Linked DNA regions of Homo sapiens: regions 2 and 3 are each linked to region 1. The links are chromatin loops, found by intact Hi-C in ENCODE. Cell type or tissue: heart right ventricle. All regions are shown on one strand. Each heading gives the region's core, and the rest is flanking DNA. Links, peaks and the distances in the headings are about the cores only. Region 1 overlaps GPHN (gephyrin). Region 2 overlaps PALS1 (protein associated with LIN7 1, MAGUK p55 family member). Region 3 overlaps GPHN (gephyrin).

Region 1 (6,603 bases), core at 794-5,793:
AAAAGTTTATATACTATATGCTGGCCATTCTATACCTAGATACATACCTCAAGGAAATTTTCACCTATTCATGATTCTTTGAAGCACTGTTCACAAGAGTAAAAATTATGAAACAAGCAATAGAGGAATTAATAATAAATTATGATACATTCATGCAATGAAATACTCTTCAACAGTTGAAATAAAGAACTAGATCCATCAACGAATGTATCTGAGAAACAATGTTGGGGGCGGGGGGAAGCATGTTCCAGTTTGATACTATTCAAATATAGTTTAAGATACGTAAAACAAGACTACATTTATTCTGGATGTGAGAAAAAGAGTAAAATTGTGAAACAAGCAGGGAATATAAAACAACAAATTCAGAATAAGGGTTACTACTGGGAAGAGAATGATAAAGGTGAATGGTATAGGTAAGAGATTCACAGATGACTTCCATTTTATCTGTAATGTTTTATTTCTTAAGTTCAATAGTAATTATATGGGTATTCATTAGATTTATACCAATTTTAAGGTAAGAGTCATATATTGCTATCTATCCTCTATTCCCCCAAATGAGAATATTTTATATAAAAGATCTATAGTCAATTATAATAATTCTAACACTGAAATATAGGCATTCCCAATAAAGCAAATCTCAATAAAGCAAATCTCTATAAAGCAAATCTCTGGCAGTCAAAACCTAAAACCTAAATGATAACTGCACTGTTTTATAATTTGTAGGATCACAAAGTTCTTCATTTACATTATCAGCTGTTGATTTTCCATGAGAATCTCATCTCCAGTAGACATGAATCCAATTCAGTTACAAGTACCTCAAATTGAATTATCTATCATTCTACTCATATGCTATCTTCTTAACTACAAAAATATCCTGAAAAATCTTATGGTATGGCATTCATAGAAAGGCAAATATACTACTTCCATCCTCATTACCTAACTGTGAGGTCCAGTGTTAAGCCAAAAAGACATTAGAAATTATTAAATACATCCAAAAAACAATAACTAGAACCACAGCATTCAATTTAATACATTGGTTCTTGCTGTTTTTATTTAAATGGAAAATATCCTCAAAATATTAAGTTATCTTCTTTCTAACATGTTACCTAAAGTTCAACTCAAATATATTACTATTAGCACTTCTGTTAAATCTTCATCCTTCGGTGAAAATTTTGATCAGAATGAGAATGTTTCATAAAATAAATCCAATTACTTAAATGAATGTGAATGCCTTAGAACAAAGTTTATTATGGCTTCAAATAAAACATCAAAATTTGGAGAAACATCATATTTAATATAGAGAAAAGAATTAACAGAATAACTTTTATGCACTTATATCTGCATTTTAGGCTCCATTTACTTTTCCTATCTATAAGATAGAACATAAATTTCAGCCCTTGCTAAACAGATTCTGGTTCTCTATAATTATCTAAGCATAATAGATGGTAGAGGAGAAGCACCTTATGAAAAACAGGGGTATTAATTGAAAGTTAACATACTAAATGGTGAGAATCCCAGACTTCTCCATCACATGGCTAAAATAACACTGCCAGACAAGTTTACACCATTCAGGTAGGAAGTTAAAAGTTTTTCTCAGAAGGAACTAAACAGCCCAAGAGAAAATGCCCTATGATAGTGACATTTATGAGTACCTCTGGATACCTACCTAATAACCCTACAATGAAGTCCACTGGGTTATAAGGCCTGTCCTATTACATAGAAAAGCCAACTCATATTTATTGCCTCCCTATTAAATATAAATCTGCATATAAGAATCACAAGATATGTGAAGAAAGCTTGCATCATAAATAGCACAGATTAAACTAAACGCAGTAACAAACAAAAAGGATTTGGGAATAAACAATGCAAGAAACAGAATAGTCTTTAAAAAACCACACTGTGATTTTATTAGATGGAGACTGACAAATTGTGTACTTGACATAAGAACAGGGTATTATTACAAACAGGCATTGGAGGAAGAATTCTTGGAATTTAAAAATGTAAATGAAACATAAACTGTATTAGAAGGTTTGAAAACAAAGGTAGGGAAAAGAAACTACCAAGAAGTAGGACAAAAGGCAGACAATAGGAAAGAAAAGTTAAGAAAATTGGGGGGGAAATTGAGAAACTCTAACATCCAAACAGAAATTCCAGAAAAACAAAACAAGAAAAAAGAAGGGAGGGGCTGATCAAGTAAATAATATATGAAAATTTTCCAAAAATGAAAGACAATGGCCGGGCATGGTGGCCCATGAGTGTAATCCTAGCACTCTGGGAGACCAAGGCAGGAGGATCACTTGAGCCCAGGAGTTCGAGACCCTTGGCAACATAGTGAGACCCTGTCTCTACAAAAAAATTATAAAATTAGGTGTGGTGGTGCGTGTTTGTAGTTCCAGTTACATGGGAGGCTAAGGAGAGAGGATTGCTTGAGACTGGGAGGTCAAGGCTATAGTGACCATCTCGTACCACGGCACTGCAACCTGGTGACAGGGCAAGACCCTGCCTCAAAAAGAAGAAGAAGAAAAAAAAAGACAAGTTTCCAGATTGAAAGGCACTAACAAGTGCAGGCTTGACCAGCAGCTTGATTCCATTCAGACTAATTGTAAAAACAGGCACTTACTCTAGGCATCAACATGAGTGACCCAGCCCTTCCAAATGGCAGTTCATAGCTTATGTCTCCATGGAGGGGTGTCTCTGTAATCTACTATTACTACCCAAGTGAAGTAACTGGCAAGAGCCCAACACTCAGGAAAAAGATATCATAACTTAATCCTTAGGAATACTGTCTAAGGTAGGAGTTAGAAAACTTGTTTTCTGAAAAGAGCAGATAGTAAATAGTTTTGGCTTTGCAAGCCCCATACAGTCTCAAGTGTGTATTCTTTTTCCCCCAATGCTTTAAAAAATGTAAAAATCCTCCCAAGCTAAGAGCAATAGAAAAACAGATTGTAGCCAAATTTGGCACACAGACTGAAGTCTCTCAACCCCTGGTCCAAGAAAATGGCTTTTAATTCAGCCCATTGTGCTGGATCAGCCCTTACCAGTTAATCTTTTAGACTGTCCTTGGAGCTGGAGGGTGGCTGCCACCCAGTGGACACCATTAGCTTTTCACTTAAGCTATCAGAGAACCAGACCCAACCGTTTATTTAATAGAGTAAACTTTGTACATGAAATCAGCCCAAGGGCTTTACCCACAAGGTCAATTTAACATCATATCCCTTGGTAAACTTTCCTCAAATCTAGCAGTTGAATTCAGATACAGATCCTATACTAAAACACGGACCAAGGTGTCTCACAGGCACATGTCAAGGGCTATAGTAATTTAGTTCTTCTTATTACAGAGGAAATAAAGATATTTGAGTCTGCCAGTAAACATGTCTTATGCCATATTAATGAACTGTACTAAGAGAAAACATGTTTCCAGAAATTATGAAATGGTACATTCATAAATTTGACAATCTACAGAGTGTTGGTATGTGACAGCTTACAATGGCCACAAAATGCCTGTAATATCTCCAGGCTGAAAATCTGGGGAGCAGAGAGTACTGGGAGTGGAAAAGGACGATAAGGACATGAGGAGCACTGTGTAGACTTTTTCTCTCCTTTGGCTGCTCGCTCCAGGGTTGGTGTCCAAACCCTGCAGTTGTTTCCTCCCTCATGTAGCTTCTGATATTTGGAAAGCAACCTCGCTCAAGGAGGTGAAATATTACGGTAGCTCTTCCCCTTCATCTTCAGCCCTTTTGGCAAGCCCTGGGTTCAGCTTTCCCTTCCCACATGGGACCAAGGATGGTGATCTGGTAACCCGTATCCAATAAAGCCATGAAAGTTCAGGTCCCTCCTCTTCTTTAAAATTTCTCCAGGGCACTTAGTTTTCTCCTTGAGGCAGCTGATGTCAGGGTAAAGGGGGGATGGCAGGATGAGAGGACACAAACTGAGAAAGTGGCACATACACCAATAAGCATGACTTTGCTTTTTTTTTTTTTTTTTTTTTGAAACAGAGTCTCACTCCAACACACAGGCTGGAGCACAGTGGCACAATCTCAGCTTATTGCAACCTCCATCTCCTGGGTTCAAGTGATTCTCGTGCCTCAGCATCCCAAGTAACTGGGACTACAGGTGCACATCACCACACCCAGCCAATTTTTGTATTTTTAGTAGGCTTTGTATTTGCTTTCAGCTTTGAGCAGCCAGTCACATGATCAAGCAAACTAACTTCCAAGGTTGCTGGCTGATATGGTTTGGCTGTGTCCCCACCCAAATCTCATCCTCAATTGTAACTCCTACAATTCCCACATGTCTTGGGAGGAACCTGGTCGGAGGTGATTGAATTATGGGGGTGGGTCTTTCGTGTGCTGTCCTCATTATAGTGAATGAGTCTCATGAAATCTGATTGTTTTAAAAATGGGAGTTTCCCTGCACAAGTTCTCTCTTTGTCCACTGCCATATAAGAGGTGACTTTGTCCACTGCCATACAAGCTCCTCTTTGCCTTCTGCCATGATTGTGAGGCCTCCCCAGTCATGAAGAACTGTAAGTCCATTAAACCTCTTTCTTTTATAAATTGCCCAGTCTCAGGTATGTCTTTATCAGCAGCATGAAAATGGATTAATACAGTAAATTGGTACCAGTAGAATGGGGTGCTGCTGAAAACATACATGAAAATGTGGAAGCGAGTTTGGAACTGGATAACAGGCAGAGATTGGGACAGTTTGGAGGGCTCAGAAGAAGACAGGAAAATCTGGGAAAGTTTGGAACTTCCTAGAGATTTGTTGAATGGCTTTGACAAAAATGCTGATAGTGATATGAACAAAAAGGTACAGGCTGAGGTGGTCTCACAAGGAGATGAGGAACTTGTTGGAAACTGGAGCAAAGGTGACTCTTGCTATGTTTTGGCAAAGAGACTGGCAGCTTTTTGCCCCTGCCCCAGAGATCTGTGGAACTTTGAACTTGAGAGAGATGATTTAGGGTATCTGATGGAAGAAATTTCTAAGCAGTAAAGCATTCAAGACATGACTTGGGTGCTGTTAAAGGCATTCAGTTTTAAAAGGGAAACAGAGCATAAAAGTTTGGAAAACTTGTAGCCTGACAATGCGAAAGAAAAGAAAATCCCATTTTCTGAGGAGAAATTCAAGCCGGATGCAGAAATTTGCAAAAGTAATGAGGAGCTGAATGTTAATCCCCTAGACAATGGGGAAAATGTCTCCAGGACATGTCACAGGTCTTCATGGCAGCCCCTCCCATCACAGGCTCAAAGGCCTAGGAGGAAAACATGGTTTTGTGGGCCGGGCCAAGGGTCCCCATGGTGTGTGCAGTCCAGAAAGGTGGTGCCCTGCATCCCAGCTGCTCCAGCCATGACTGAAAGGGGCCAGTATAAGCTCAGGCCATGCGTTCAGAGGGTTCAAGCCCCAGGCCTTGGCAGCTTTCATGTGGTGTTGAGCCTGCAAGTGCATAGAAGTCAAGAACTGAGGTTTGGGAGCCTCCACCTGGATTTCACAGGATGTACGTAAATACCTGGATGTCCAGGCAGAAGTTTGCTGCAGGGGTGGGGCGCTCATGAAGAACCTCTGCTAGGGCAGTGCAGAAAAGAAATGTGGGGTTGAATCACCCACATGGAGTTCCTACTGGGGCTCCAACCTAGTGGAACTGTGAGAAAGGGCCACCATCCTCCAGACCCCATAATGGCAGATCCACCGACAGCACTGTGTGCCTGGAAAAGCCACAGACAGTCACTACTAGCCAATGAAAGCAGCTGGGATGGAGGCTGTATCCTGCAGAGACACAGGGGTGGAGCTGCCCAGACCATGAGAACCCACCTCTTGCATCAGCATGACCCGGACATGAGATATGGAGTCAAAGGAGATCATTTTGGAGCTTTAAGATTTCACAGCCGGCTGGGTGCGGTGGCTCACGCCTGTAATCCCAGCATTTTGGGAGGCCGAGGCGGTGGATCACAAGGTCAGGAGATCGAGACCATCCTGGCTAACATGGTGAAACCCCGTCTCTACTAAAATACAAAAAATTAGCTGGGCATGGTGGCGGGTGCCTGTAGTCCCAGCTACTCAGGAGACTGAGGCAGGAGAATGGTGTGAACCCAGGGGGTGGAGCTGGCAGTGAGCTGAGATCGTGCCATTGCACTCTAGCCTGGGCGACAGAGGGAGACTCTGTCTCAAAAAAAAAAAAAAGATTTGACAGCCCTGGCCAGGCACTGTGGCTCACATCTGTAATCCCAGCACTTTGGGAGGCCGAGGCAGGTGGATCACGAGGTCAGGAGATAGAGACCATCCTGGCTAACATGGTGAAATCCCATCTCTACTACAAATACGAAAAAAAAAAATTGGCTGGGTGCAGTGGCTCATGCCTGTAATCCCAGCACTTTGGGAGGCCGAGGCAGGCGGATCATGAGGTCAGGAAATCGAGACCACCCTGGCTAACACAGTGAAACCCCATCTCTACTAAAAATACAAAAAAAAAAAAAAAAATTGGCTGGGCTTGGTGGTGGATGCTTGTAGTCCCAGCTGCTCAGGAGGCTGAGGCAGGAGAATGGCGTGAACCCGGGAGGCAGAGCTTGCAGTGAGCCAAGATCACGCCAGTGCACTCCAGCCTGGGCG
Region 2 (6,603 bases), core at 617-5,616, 660 kb before region 1:
TAGTCCCAGCTACTTGGGAGGCTGAGGCAGGAGAATCACTTGAACCTGGGTGGCGGAGGTTGCAGTGACCCAGTATCACGCCACTGCACTCTAGCCTAGATGACAGAGTGAGACCCTGTCTCAAAAAAAAAAAAAAAAAAAAGGAAATAAAGAAAATAAAACTTTTTCCTTGTCATTATTCTCTAAACATACATATATGTGCGTTCATCAGTAGTTTATAATGAAGAAAAATTTGGGAAAAAATTTAAAAGTCAAAACCGTCATTAGAATGACCTAAGAAGCTGTGGCCCAGAGCTAGATAAGAGCTGAGGGATAGCCAGAATCTAACCATAAGCTAATATTAAGAATAGATAGGAAGAATATAAAATGTCAGATTCCATCACATACAATGAGGTTACCAAAGAATTCCCTAAGAGATTAAATAATTCAACAGCCTTAAAGTGTCTTAAAAGCAAAATAGGATAACACTTAAATATCTTATAAGAAAAAGAAATTATAAAAGCAACAAAGCAGTTAAGCTTTGCATAAGCTACAATCTTATGGGGACTAGACTTCTCTGAGTAGACAATTAAATTACTGTTTAATTAAAACAATTTTCTTCGTAAAGATGGAGTCTATAACTCCTGGCGTCAAGAAATCTTCCTGCCTCGTCCACCCAAAGCGCTAGGATTACAGGTGTGAGCCATGCCTTGCAAGGTCTTTAGTAATTGTTAAAAGGGTCTCATGGCTGGGTGCGGTGGGTCATGCCTGTAATCCCAGCACTTTGGGAGGCTCAGGAGGGCAGATCACCTGAGGTCAGGAGTTCAAGACCAGTCTGGCCAACATGGTAAAATCCCGTCTCTACTGAAAATACAAAAAAATTAGCTGGGTGTGGTGGCACATGTCTAAAGTGCCAGCTACTTGGGAGGCTGAGGCAGGAGAATCGCTTGAACCTCGGAGGCGGAAGTTGCAGTGAGCGGAGATCGCACCACTGCACTCCAGCCTGGGCGACAGAGTGAGACTCTGTCTCGAAGGAAAAAAAAAGGGAGACCCCAGCCTGGCTGTTAGTGTGTTGTGAAAGACTGAGGGCCTCAGATTTCACCACTGACTGAAATCAACAAGCAGCCATAGACAGCCCAGAAGGTAATTGTATCCCTACTGGGTCTCTTCAACCTCAGGGGAATTTAAACTTTTTAAGGCCAAGGAGTTTCTGTATAATCTCTCCTATGTACCAAAGCCACTCAAAAGGACACTAAAATACTGACATTATTTTGAAAATTACCTGTACTTCTACCTTTCGGCTGTTAACTACTGGTATTATTTTGCTACGCCATGTAGCCTTTCAAACTTTTAAAATGCTGGTCTAACCGTATAGATGACACTGTAAATGTTGTTTTGCAACCTATTTTCCAATTCCTTAGAATAAATTTCTAGGATAAAATTATTAATCAGATAACAAAAGCATTTAACACTTTGACACATACTGCCAAAGCTGCCTTCTGGATTTGTACCAATTCATACCCCTACCAGCGTTGCACATGAATGTCTGTTCTCACAAACACAAATCAATTTAAGAATTATCAATCTTTTAATTTTTGGGATCTGGTATGATAGAACATATTTTTACAAGTTATAGCCATTTGAATTTCTTCTTTCATCCATTTTATCTTTTGCCCATTTTACTACTAGAGTGCTTTTTAATAAGTAGAATTTAACTGATATCCCTGTAGTCTTAACTAGAACATACTTAATATAATTTCATCCTTTTTTCTTATATCAGAACAATGGCTTTTAATCCAATATATTTATGGAAAAAAAAAACTAAGGAAATGTAAAAGACCTATTTTGCCACAGTTCTAATTTAATCATAACCAGAATCTCCAGTGTCTTTTTTTTTGTTTTTGTTTTTGAGATAGGGTTTCGCTCTGTCACCCTGGCTAGAGTTCGGTGGTGTGAACATGGCTCACTGCAGTCCTGAGCTCCCAGGCTCAAGTGATCCTTCCCACCTCAGCCTCCCCAGTAGCTGGGACTACAGGTGCATAACACCACACCCAACTAATTTTTTTGTATTTTTTGTAGAGACAAGATTTCACTGTCACCCAAGCTGGTCTTGAACTCCTGGACTCAAGTGATCCACCCACCTTGGCCTCCCAAAGTGCTGAGATTACAGGCGTGAGCCACCACGCGCAGCCATAAAGGGTACATTTTTAAAAGCACTTCACAAATACGTATTATTCAAGAACAGTTTTTTTCTTTTTTTTTTTTTTTTTTTGAGACCAGGTCTCACTCTGTCACCACGCTGGAGTGCAGTGGCGTAATCAGAGCTCACTGCAGCCTCAACTTCTCAGGTTCCAGCGATCCTCCCACCTAGCCTCCCAAGTAGCTAAGACCACAGTCGCATTCCACCACACCTGGCTATTTTTGTATTTTTTTTGGTAGAGATGGAGTTTCACCAGGTTGCCCAGGCTGATCTGCAACTCCTGAGCTCAAGCGATCCACCCACCTCGGCCTCCCAAAGTGCTAGGATTATAGGCATGAGCCACCACGCCCGGCTAAGAACAGTTAATTTTCCACACACTCAAAGAAATGTTCCATTCTTTGATGGATATATCTGTTACTTAAACAAAAATCCACCTAAGTTTTTCAACATTCTATACAATTCTGCAGGGAATTTAAAAAATCCATTCAGATGTAACTAAATCAGTCCTGTCAAATACACTCTTCCATAATAAAAGATGAAGACACAGAGACAACAAAGAGAAGACAGAGGACAGAGAGAAGAAATTCCCTTCCCCAATCCCATACAGACAGACAACAGACACAAGAAGGAACCACATGGACAGAGAAAGAGAGAAATGAAGAACCACAAGGCTAGTGAGAAAGACTGATATATGTGCTAGGTTGGGAGTGGACAAAAAAGTAAGTACTAAGGCGGGATGGAGGCACTCTGCCCAGGAGAAGGTAGAGGCAGGCATAGCAAATCTAGCTTTGGTAGTAAATTCAAGTCTGTAACAAATTTCCTACAAGGAATTTCTTTATATCTAGTTTAAATTATTTGCCCTGTAGGTGGAGCTATTTCCTCTTACCTGATTTTTCAGTAGAAATTAAGCTCCCATCTTCTCTAATATTTCACGCAACATTTAACTCTTGATTATTTAAAAGAGAGAATATATTATTCTAAAGTAAGAAAATTCACTTACATTTGGCTTTAGGATACAACTAATCAGATGAATACAAACATACACATGGGTCCACAAATCCACCCTCGTAAACTCTGTCCTCCCTCCTTGCCCTCTCCTGTCAGTCTAAAACGTAAAAGAATGGACTCTGAAACAGGCAACAGAAAGCAATCACCAAGAGTTACTTTATCAGAAAATCCTACTTTCCAATGCCTAGAACTCTGGGTAACCATGTGGAAGATTTTTTGGTTATAAGGGTAAACATTAAAATTACCTAAGGGGGTCAGGCGCAGTGGCTCACACCTGTAATCCCAGTACTTTGGGAGACCGAGGCGGCTGGATCAGGAGATCAGAGATCGAGACCATCCTGGCTAACACGGTGAAACCCCATCTCTACTAAAAACATACAAAAAAATTAGCCAGGGGTGGTGGTGGGCACCTGTAGTCTCAGCTACTCGGGAGGCTGAGGCAGGAGAATGGTGTGAACCTGGGAGGTGGAGCTTGCAGTGAGCCGAGATCGCGCCACTGCACTCCAGCCTGGGCGACAGAGCGAGACTCCGTCTCAAAAAAAAAAAAAAAAAATTTACCTAAGGAATCTCCATCTGGATTGGCATCATTTATTTTTATATATTACTCTCATTTACCCCATATGAAAACAGATAGCTTCTAGGGACCTATACCCAGCATTAAGCTTTTCCATTTCATTGTGTAAATAATTCCAACTCTTTTAACCTGTCCTCAGAAATTTCAAGTCCAACCAACTTCATGACTTTTTTCTGAAACTTTTAAGATTTCTTTTCCTCTAAACTGTAGGGTCAAATATGATACTCAGATGGGGAACTTAATATTACTAAGTAGGAGGAAATTACATCAGTTTCCAGTACATCTACCTGTGGAATTAAAATTGTGGTGGCTCATGCCTCTAATCCTAACACTTTGGAAGGCCACGGTGGGAGGATCACTTGAGGCCAGGAGGTCAAGACCAGCCTGGGCAACACAGTGAGATCCCGTCTCTACAAAAAAATAAAAATAAAAATAAAAATTTTTTAACCTAGACGAATGGAAAAACAAGATGTGGTATATTTGTACAGTGGAATATTAATTCATCCATAAAAAAGAAATGAAGTACTGATTCATGCTACAATATGGATGAACCCTGAAAACATAATGGTAAGTGAAAAGAGGCCAGTCACAAAAGAGCCTATGTTATGTAATTTCATTCATATAAAATGTCTAGAATAAGCAAATCCAAAAAGAAAGTATATTCGTGGTTGTCAAGGGCCAGGTGGTGGACAGAATAGGGAGTGACCATTAATGGGTACATATTTTGGAATTATATAGTAGTGATGATTGCACAACCTTTTTTTTTTTTTTTTTTTTTTTTTTTTTTTTTTTTTTTTTAGCACTGCAGCCTCGATCTCCTGGGCTCAAAGCTCAAAAAATCCTCCTGCCTCAGCCTCCCTAGTATGCTGGGACTACAGAAGCATACCACCATGCCCAGCTGTTTTTTTTTTTTTTTAAGAGATAGGGTCTATGTTGCCCAAGCTGGTCTCAAACTCCTGGGCTCAAGAGATCCTCCTGCCTTGGCCTCCAAAGGTGCTACTAATACGGGCGTGAACCACCACGCCTGCCTGCACAACCTTGTGAGTATACTAAAAACTAATGAATTCTACAGTTTAAAAGACAAAATTTTATGGTATGTGAATTATACCTTAATAAAGTTATTTTTAAAATGAAATAAGAAATTAGTGGTTAAGATCCACAAATTTTATGGACTACAGAGTTAGATGATCTCTCTGTAGCTTCTGGTTCTAACAAAAATTAAATTTCATTCAAACCTGTAGTGTGCCATTTACTCAAATGCTTTTTTCATTTGGTCCTCAAGAAAATCCTGAAACCGAGGCTCAGAAAAATTGAGTAACATGCCCAAAGTCAATAGCGCAATTTAGTGACATTAAAAAGTATTTAAACTCAGTTTTGACTCTATTATCCCTACTTTCCAATATGCAGCTACCGCATACATTTCTGAATGTGCCGTAAGACAACGAAGCAAATCTTCGCAGGCAGAAATAAGTTTTAAAACCTACTACTGCTTAATAAGTGGAATGAAGTTTCAACGTATTGTGTCAAAGACTGAATGATGTAGCAGTTACTTTTCTATAGAATTATGTGTATTTAATAAACAAAATTTACATTACTATACATATACTCTAATGAATTTTTACATCTTTAGGTCTAATTTTAGCAACCTGACTAAATCACAGAATTCTCAAATGATCCCAACACTTCAAACATTAAATCTAGTGACAACAGATTTAATTATTTCAATTCCAGGAAGATAAAAAAAAATTCCCTGAAGGAATGGCTAATAACATTTATTTGGAAATATCTGTAACAATAGCTAAACAAAAATTTGATAGTAAAAATAATCAACTTCTCAGAAGCAGGCTGAACTAAAACTCAAGATTTACTGGCATTGGGATTTTGTCTGTTGGCTTGAAATAAACTTTATCTTAAAGCCAACCTTTAAAAAAGTTTACAATCACACAAAATTCCAGTATGCCCCATGATCAATCAAAAGTCAGTTAAATGCCAGAATGAAATCTGAAAGAGCTATTTTACTTTAAAATGTCAATAATCTTTTGACTTAATAGTTTGAATATCCAGAGACATCTGACAAAAAATATGCAGACACTAATTAAGACTGAAACATGCTATTAATTCTATGAAAATATTTTGTTCTTTAGCTTTATTCATCCCGGTTTTCTTCCCCGTGGTGTGTTTTTCCTTCTTCACACTAATAGTATCTCATAGATTAGAAAGCCCCTAATCACAAATTCCAGGAGTCTTTTTATTAACCACTAAACAGCTCACCACAGATATATATGGGTGTGTATGTTCCCTTTCCTGACACTGCTTCAAAGACAACAATTTTATAGTCACATATATGATAGATGGCAGTCATCCCTAGTTTATTCAAGTATTCTATCTATATATTTCCTTGTCCACATCCCTGGCCCAAAATTACTTAACTGAGAACACAAAAACAGTGAAATCTATAATATAGAAATATATGAAAATTACCCTACTCTAGCTTAACCCACTCTAACCTGCATTATTTTCTTTTCCGAGGATTTCTCTCACAAGGTAGTTTGCTCTGATTATGAAAGAGAACAAAGACAATAATATTTGTAACAAAGCAAGCTTTAAAAACTAATGCCAATTTTAAGGAAAGCCTCCCTAATATCAAATTTTTTACCATTTATAATACTAATTATTCATTTGAAATCTAGTTCCCATATCACTATTTCTTATCTTTCAAAAAAATTCTAACTGCTTTTAAACAAGAAAATTCAGTTCATCCTTTCTGAGTATTTTCTATCAATTCCATCCCTGTACTTTTATTATCATACATTGTCAAATTTACAAATGCTTTTCATTAAAA
Region 3 (6,603 bases), core at 973-5,972, 510 kb before region 1:
CAATATGCATGTGATGGGTTCCTGATGCCCAGAGTTCTGGGCTCCTTGCCTTGCTGGATCATATTATCATTATGCTAAGCCAATGGTTCCTCATTTACTATGGAGTAAATGGAAAAAACATCCCAAACACAGCATCACATGGAATGTGGTTCAAAATACTGACTGGGTAATGAATACTATCAACAAATATAATTTTATGTTAGTAGAAAAAGATATTAGCTAATTTTACAAACCTTGTAATATATAACTACAATATGTTGATTCTATAGAATTATTGTAAAGCTACTGTAAACAAAGCAGCAGTGAGATGCACACCATCATGGTATTCATCTCTGTAGGGGGATAAAGGTTCTGGAGCCTAGCTGATTACTATAAATAAGTACTTTTCAGTGCTTTATCGTACTTTTTTTTTTTTTTTTTAGATGGAGTCTTGCTCTTGTTGCCCAGACTGGAGTACAATGGCACAATCTCGGCTCACTGCAACCTCTGCCTCCTGGGTTCATGCGATTCTCCTGCCTCAGTCTCCCAAGGAGCTGGGATTACAGGTGCCTGCCAACATGCCAGGCTAATTTTTGTATTTTTAGTAGAGACAGGGTTTCACCATGTTGGCCAGGCTGGCCTTGAACTCCTGACCTCAGGTGATCTGCTCGCCTTGGCCTCCCAAAGTGTTGGGATTACAGGTGTGAGCCGCCGTGCCAGCCTTACTCATTATTTTCATGTTATCTGGGAAACATGTTTTTTTCCTATTTTGTGAAACCTCAGAGACATCAATTCTCTACATGAAATTTTCTAATTTGCAGAAATCAGCTGAAAGGGATTTTGTTCCAAATCCTTACTGAAATTTATCATGTTTCAAAGAATATGCTCAATGATACTTTGTACTCTGTGGGTAGTATATTCACAAAATCATTGAATCTCAAAGTTGTAAATGTTATCTTGTCCATTGTCACTGCTGGGCCAGTTATTTGGGTCCTGCCATACTCTATCCCCCTTTGCTACTCTCTGTAACTCTCCTTTCTGTTGTACGCTTCTGGCTTCTGGAGATTTGATCAGACATCCTGCCTTACTAGAGAGACAGGTACCAACATATGACAACAGCCAGGGGATCTATAACTTCATTTATGTTGCATGCTATAATCTCTCAACAAATCTGTATGCTAGACTGAAAAGGTATTACTATGCTCATTTTAAGAAAAGGCAAGTTATATTCAGAGAGGCAAAGTGTAGATAGAGCAGTAAATGGCAGAGCCAGGACTACAAACTCTGGCTTCTTATTAAATGCTTGTTCCACTCCCTGCCTAATCAGAAGTGATTGTGTAGTTTTTTAAAGGCATGTAATATACCATAAAAGAAAGAGTCTAATGAGAACGGACCCTTGTCCAGAATCATCAGAAAGAGAGGATGCTGGCCAAGTGCGGTGGCACACCTGTAGTCTCAGCTACCTGAGAGGCTGATGTGAGAGGATTGCTTGAGCCCCGGAGTTCAAGACTGCAGCGAGCTATTATCACATCTGTGAATAGCCACTGCATTCTAGCCTGGGTGATGTAGTGAGACCTAGTCTCTCTCTCTCTTTTTTTTTTTGAGATGGAGTATTGCTTTGTTGACCAGGCTGGAGTGTAGTGGCGCGATCTCGGCTCACTGCAACCTCCGCCTCCTGGGTTCAAGCAACTCTCCTGTCTCAGCCTCTCAAGCATCTGGGATTACAAATGTCCGCCACCATGGCTGGCTAATGTTTTGTATTTTTAGTAGAGATGGGTTTCACCATGTTTGCCAGGCTAGTCTTGAACTCCTGACCTCAAGTGATCCGCCCACCTTGGCCTCCCAAAGTGCTGGGATTACAGGCATGAGCCACCGTGCCTGGCCCTAGACCTAGTCTCTTAATAATTTAAAAAAAAAAAAAAAAAAAAAAAAAAAAAGGAGAGGATGCTGTGGCAAGAGGTATGGATTTGTCTGAGGTAACCAGCAGAAAACTGCATGTGTGAACATTTTACTATCACTCTGTGGAATGAAATGAACATGATTCAGAATCCCATGTTCAGATGAAAACTATGATTTTGGTTAACCATAGCTTAAGGGCCTATTCACATCATAAATTTGCTTTCTTTTTTATGATTCATGCTATATTTTAAATTATAAAACATTTCCAACATAACAGTATAACAAACACCCATGTATCCATCGCTCAGATTTGACAAATGCTAATATTTTCCAATATTTACTTCATATTCCTTCCCCCAGACTCTTCATTTTTAACATATAAAAACTGAGTTTTCTTTCTAAAACTCAAAGATTACTCTGAATAGTGATAAGAGGAAATAGGTAACAAGGGTTATAATCATGAATAATATAATAGAGAGAAAACAGTTCATGATTTTCTCAGTTTTCTCACATAAAGCAAGCAGGGTATATTAATTTTCTCAATGATAGGAGGCTAAAACTACAAAACATTATAATCTGACCTTATATTTAAGACAGAACTTCCCACATATAAGATCAATTAATATCCAAGAAATATAATTAATGACAATACTAATGTTTTTAAAAAATACATTTTCACACCTATGTGTTAATCTCACAACTCTGTGAGGAAGGCAGTACAAAAGAGGACACTGAGGTTCACATAGGTAGTATTAGGTTCAAACTCATCCTGTGTTTTCTCTATTCTTCTTCTAAATATAGTAATATTTGCATTATGAAAGACACTTTGTTACACATAAAACACCTTCAGATAAAAGCTATTTATCAGCATTTATATAAATATATAAATCTTATTTGTATATACCAAATACTGATAGAAACAAAATTTGTACTTCTAAAATTTGACTTATTCTCACCACTGCCACTAGAGGGGCTATTGGATTAAGCAGATTAAGTTTTCTAGGTATATATCAGTAGTTTCCCTTTTCACAAAGAGTGGCATATCTTAAAGGGATATCATGATATCACTTAAATCTTTCTTCATTAACAACTGCAGTTTTAATTTAATTTGGATGGTGCTTAGCCATTCCTTTAAAGATAAATCTCTTTTTTTCTTTTTTTGAGACAGGGTCTCACTCTATCACCCAGGCTGGAGTGCAGTGGTGTGATCACAGCTCACTGCAGCCTCCACATACCAGGCTAAAGCGATCCTCCCACCTCAGCCTCCTGAGTAGCTGGGACCACAAGAGTGCGCCACCACACCTGGATAATATTTTTTGTGTTTTTTGTAGACAGGGTTTCACCATGTTGCCCAGGCTAGTCTTGAACTCCTGGGCTCAAGAGATCTGCCCGCCTCAGCCTCCAAAAGTGCTGGGATTACAGGCATGAGCCACTGCACCTGGCCGAAAAATAATTCTTTTTTTCTTTTTTAAGACAGAGTCAGCCAGGCGTGGTGGCTCATGCCTGTAATCCTAGCACTTTGGGAGGCCAAGGCAGGTGGATCACGAGGTCAGGAGATCGGGACCATTCTGGTTAACATGGTGAAACCCTGTCTCTACTAAAAATACAAAAAATTAGCCGGGCGTGGTGGCGGGCACCTGTAGTCCCAGCTACTCGGGAGGCTGAGGCAGGAGAATGGCATGAACCTGGGAGGTGGAGCCTGCAGTGAGCAGAGATCGTGCCACTGCACTCCAGCCTGGGTGACAGTGCAAGAATCCTTCTCAAAAAAAAAAGACAGATTCTTGCTCTGTCACCCAGGCTGGAGTGCATGGCGCTACCTCTACTCACTGCAACCTCTGCCTCCTGGCTTTAAGTGATTCCCGTGCCTTAGCCACCCAAGTAGCTGGGATTACAAGTGTGTGCCACCATGCTTGGCAATTTTTTGTATTTTTAGTAGAGTTTTGCCATGTTGGCCAGGCTGGTCTTGAACTCCTGGCCTCCCAAAGCGCTGGGATTATAGGCATGAGCCACTGCGCCTAGCCAAAAATAATTCTAATACTAACATGAATCTTGATTTACTAACACTTCCCATTCATTTTCATTTGAATAATTAAATACCTAACCATTGTTCTCTTAGAGTACCAATATTACATGAAAACATTCTGTAAGACAATTGCTTTAATGCTAAGAATGTATGTACTAGGCAACAGAAGATAAAGCCATTAATTGAAGACCTGAGTGTCACAAAGTCTAGAATCCTGTTTTATCTCTACTGCTAACTACCTAGATGATCCTGAAAAACTAGTATCATTTTTTTGGGGAAGGGGGTATTATTCTCTTTATCTATAAAATGAGGACATTTGGAGTATGTCTTTTTCATCTCTAACATTCACTGATTCTAAGAATTTGTGGTTGGTTGGGATCCAGATCAAGGGCAAAGCTATAAATTTTTTTAGGTTGACCCAGAAGTCTGAAGTCTACTTGAAAAAATACTAAGACTGCCCTATCCTTTAAAGGCTGGGAAAGTCCAGCCTTCACAACAAAACCGTCCAGGAAGCACAGAGGCTTGGACTGTTTATTTTTTGTACTTTAATAGAAGACTAGCAGCTTGCCATTTTGTGCTTTGCTAATTCAGGAATTGACACTTCTCTTCCTTTTGCCACTCATGATCCTCTTTCCCACTGTAACTCCATTCTCACCAGGCCCAAAGTACCCTAGCAGCTTCCAGAACCCTTAGGGTGAATCGAACTTTCAGTAGGGAGAGGAAAATACCAGCAACCTAAGTAACAACCAACTGGAGAGTGGAAGAATGAGCATAATATTTAGGATACCTAGAGAAATAAAACTTCTGGGGCAATAGATAATTTTAATAACAATAATAAGCAATTAAAACACTAATACAGATTCAATTATGACATTAACACTGTGTTCTGGAACAAAATATGTGATTTTCAAATTTTAAGATTTAGTAGATGAAGGTAATTACAGTCCTTGTCAAAAATTCAATTAGTTGCTTGGAAGATCAAGTGGTAGAAATATCTCCAAGGATTGTGCAAAAGTGCAAAAGATAGAAGTCATGCAGAAAATAATAAGAAGACAGAGCAAGAGACTGACATACTACCAATAGGAATTCCATAAGGAAATAAAGGAAGAGATAGGGGGGAAAAGAGGAAAATTTTATTTATTTGAGAAGAGTTGGACTTGGAAATTGAAAAGGTTTACTAAGTTCCAGCCAAGATTGATTTAAAAAAAAAAGCAAAACAAAAACATAAACCTAAATATGTCCTGGTACAATTTTGGAATTTCAAAAATAAACAGAAAATCTTACAAGCTACCAAATATTTAATAGGAAGATTGGGTTACTAACAAAGGAAAAAGTAATATTGGCTTTGGACTTCTTACCTACAATACCAAAAACTAGAAAATAGTAAATTAACATCAACATATCTCTTCAAGCCATACAACCCTCAAATCTTACATCCAGTCATTCACTAATCAAAATGGAAGAATGATACTTGTTAGAATGCAAAGATTCAGATGACAAATCACCAAGTAATGTTCTGGAAAAATGACTGTAAATGAAAAAATGATTCAGAACATAGACTTCAAGGTAGGGGAAGTTGGAGGAGAGAAAACAGTAGTGAAACACACACACACAGTCCTTTATAAAAAATATAGCTAAATCTAGGCTGGGCATGGTGTCTCACACCTATAATCCCAGCACTTTGGGAGGCCAAGGCAGGTGGATCACTTGAGGTCAGGAGTTCGAGACCAGCCTGGCCAACATGGTGAAACCCTGTCTCTACTAAAAATATAAAAATTAGTTGGGTGTGGTGGCAGGTGCCCGTAATGCCCGTTACTCAGGACACTGAGGCAGGAGGATCACTTGAACCTGGGAGATGGAGGTTGCAGTAAGCTGAGATTGTGCCATTGCACTCCAGCCTGGGTGACAGAGTAAGACTCTGTCAAAAAAAAAAAAAAAAAAAAAAAAAAGAAGAAAGAAAGAAAGAGAAAAAAAGAGAGAAAGAAAGAGAGAGAAAGGAAAGATAAAGAAGAAAAAAGAAAGAAAAGAAAAATTAAAAAAGAAAGAGAAAGAGAAAGAAAGAAGGAAAAAGAAAGAAAGAAAGAAAATAACAAGTAGGGCAAAAAGTCACCAGGCAAATGTAAATAAGCAAAAAAGCAGGAGTAGTAATATTAATGTCAAAACGGGATTTGATGTTAAAAAAAAGAATAAAGAGACACAACAAATTGTGATAAAAGGAAACTTTGTAAAGGTGATGCAGCAGTATACAACTCTCTCACAAGACAGCGTCTCATTTCATCCAGACTTCCTGATTGTCCCACCAAATTCCTGCACATTGTAGGCACTCAGTAAATGGGCTGAATGAAACTTGATTTCAAGTCAGTCTATCCACAGTAGCTTTGGGAGTAAATAGTTTAGTTACTCAATTATAATATCATAGGCTAATAATATTGTCTGGGATGAAAGAAAAGATACTGCTAAACATATAATCATAAACAGTACTTTGAGAAGGGATTAAGGTGAAACAACTGTATATTCAAATATCATGTAAAAGAGGAAGCCAACTTATTTGGCATTGCTTGGAGGGCAGAATTAGGGCTAACAGATGAAAGACACAGGAAGAAAGACTGGCTCTGTGTAATGGAAAAACATACTTACTTTAACAGCCATCGAACAATAGAATGTGCTACCTCATGAGGCAGTAGAGATCTTTCTCACTAAAA

Evidence for each region. Peaks named below come from ENCODE experiments on the same cell type or tissue, not always from the same donor. Only the 100,000 strongest peaks of a DNase experiment are listed, where the experiment ranks them.
Region 2: it touches region 1 in a loop (8-fold over the local background); 16 of 110 quality-filtered maps call a loop at or near these places.
Region 3: a loop joins it to region 1, with 4 times the contacts of the local background. A loop is called at or near these places in 12 of 110 quality-filtered maps.

Annotation. Positions count from the first base shown.
Region 1 is chr14:66,621,003-66,627,605 of GRCh38, reverse strand. All of the region lies in intron 1 of GPHN (gephyrin), which reads right to left. Among named protein-coding and RNA genes, the nearest start is that of GPHN, 120 kb to the right of the region's middle. In heart right ventricle, for the core only: a CTCF peak has its summit at 3,082 (motif pointing left); a DNase peak (open chromatin) is centred at 3,080; H3K27ac peaks cover 560 bases.
Region 2 is chr14:67,282,504-67,289,106 of GRCh38, reverse strand. The region is part of intron 3 of PALS1 (protein associated with LIN7 1, MAGUK p55 family member); the gene reads right to left. It also overlaps a transcript of GPHN not described here. Among named protein-coding and RNA genes, the nearest start is that of PALS1, 44 kb to the right of the region's middle. In heart right ventricle, for the core only: CTCF peaks have their summits at 2,864 and 3,063 (motif pointing right); no DNase peak of the experiment used is centred there.
Region 3 is chr14:67,134,201-67,140,803 of GRCh38, reverse strand. The region is part of intron 17 of GPHN (gephyrin); the gene reads right to left. All of the region lies in intron 2 of LOC105370538 (a long non-coding RNA gene), which reads left to right. Among named protein-coding and RNA genes, the nearest start is that of GARIN2, 52 kb to the left of the region's middle. In heart right ventricle, for the core only: a CTCF peak has its summit at 2,848; no DNase peak of the experiment used is centred there.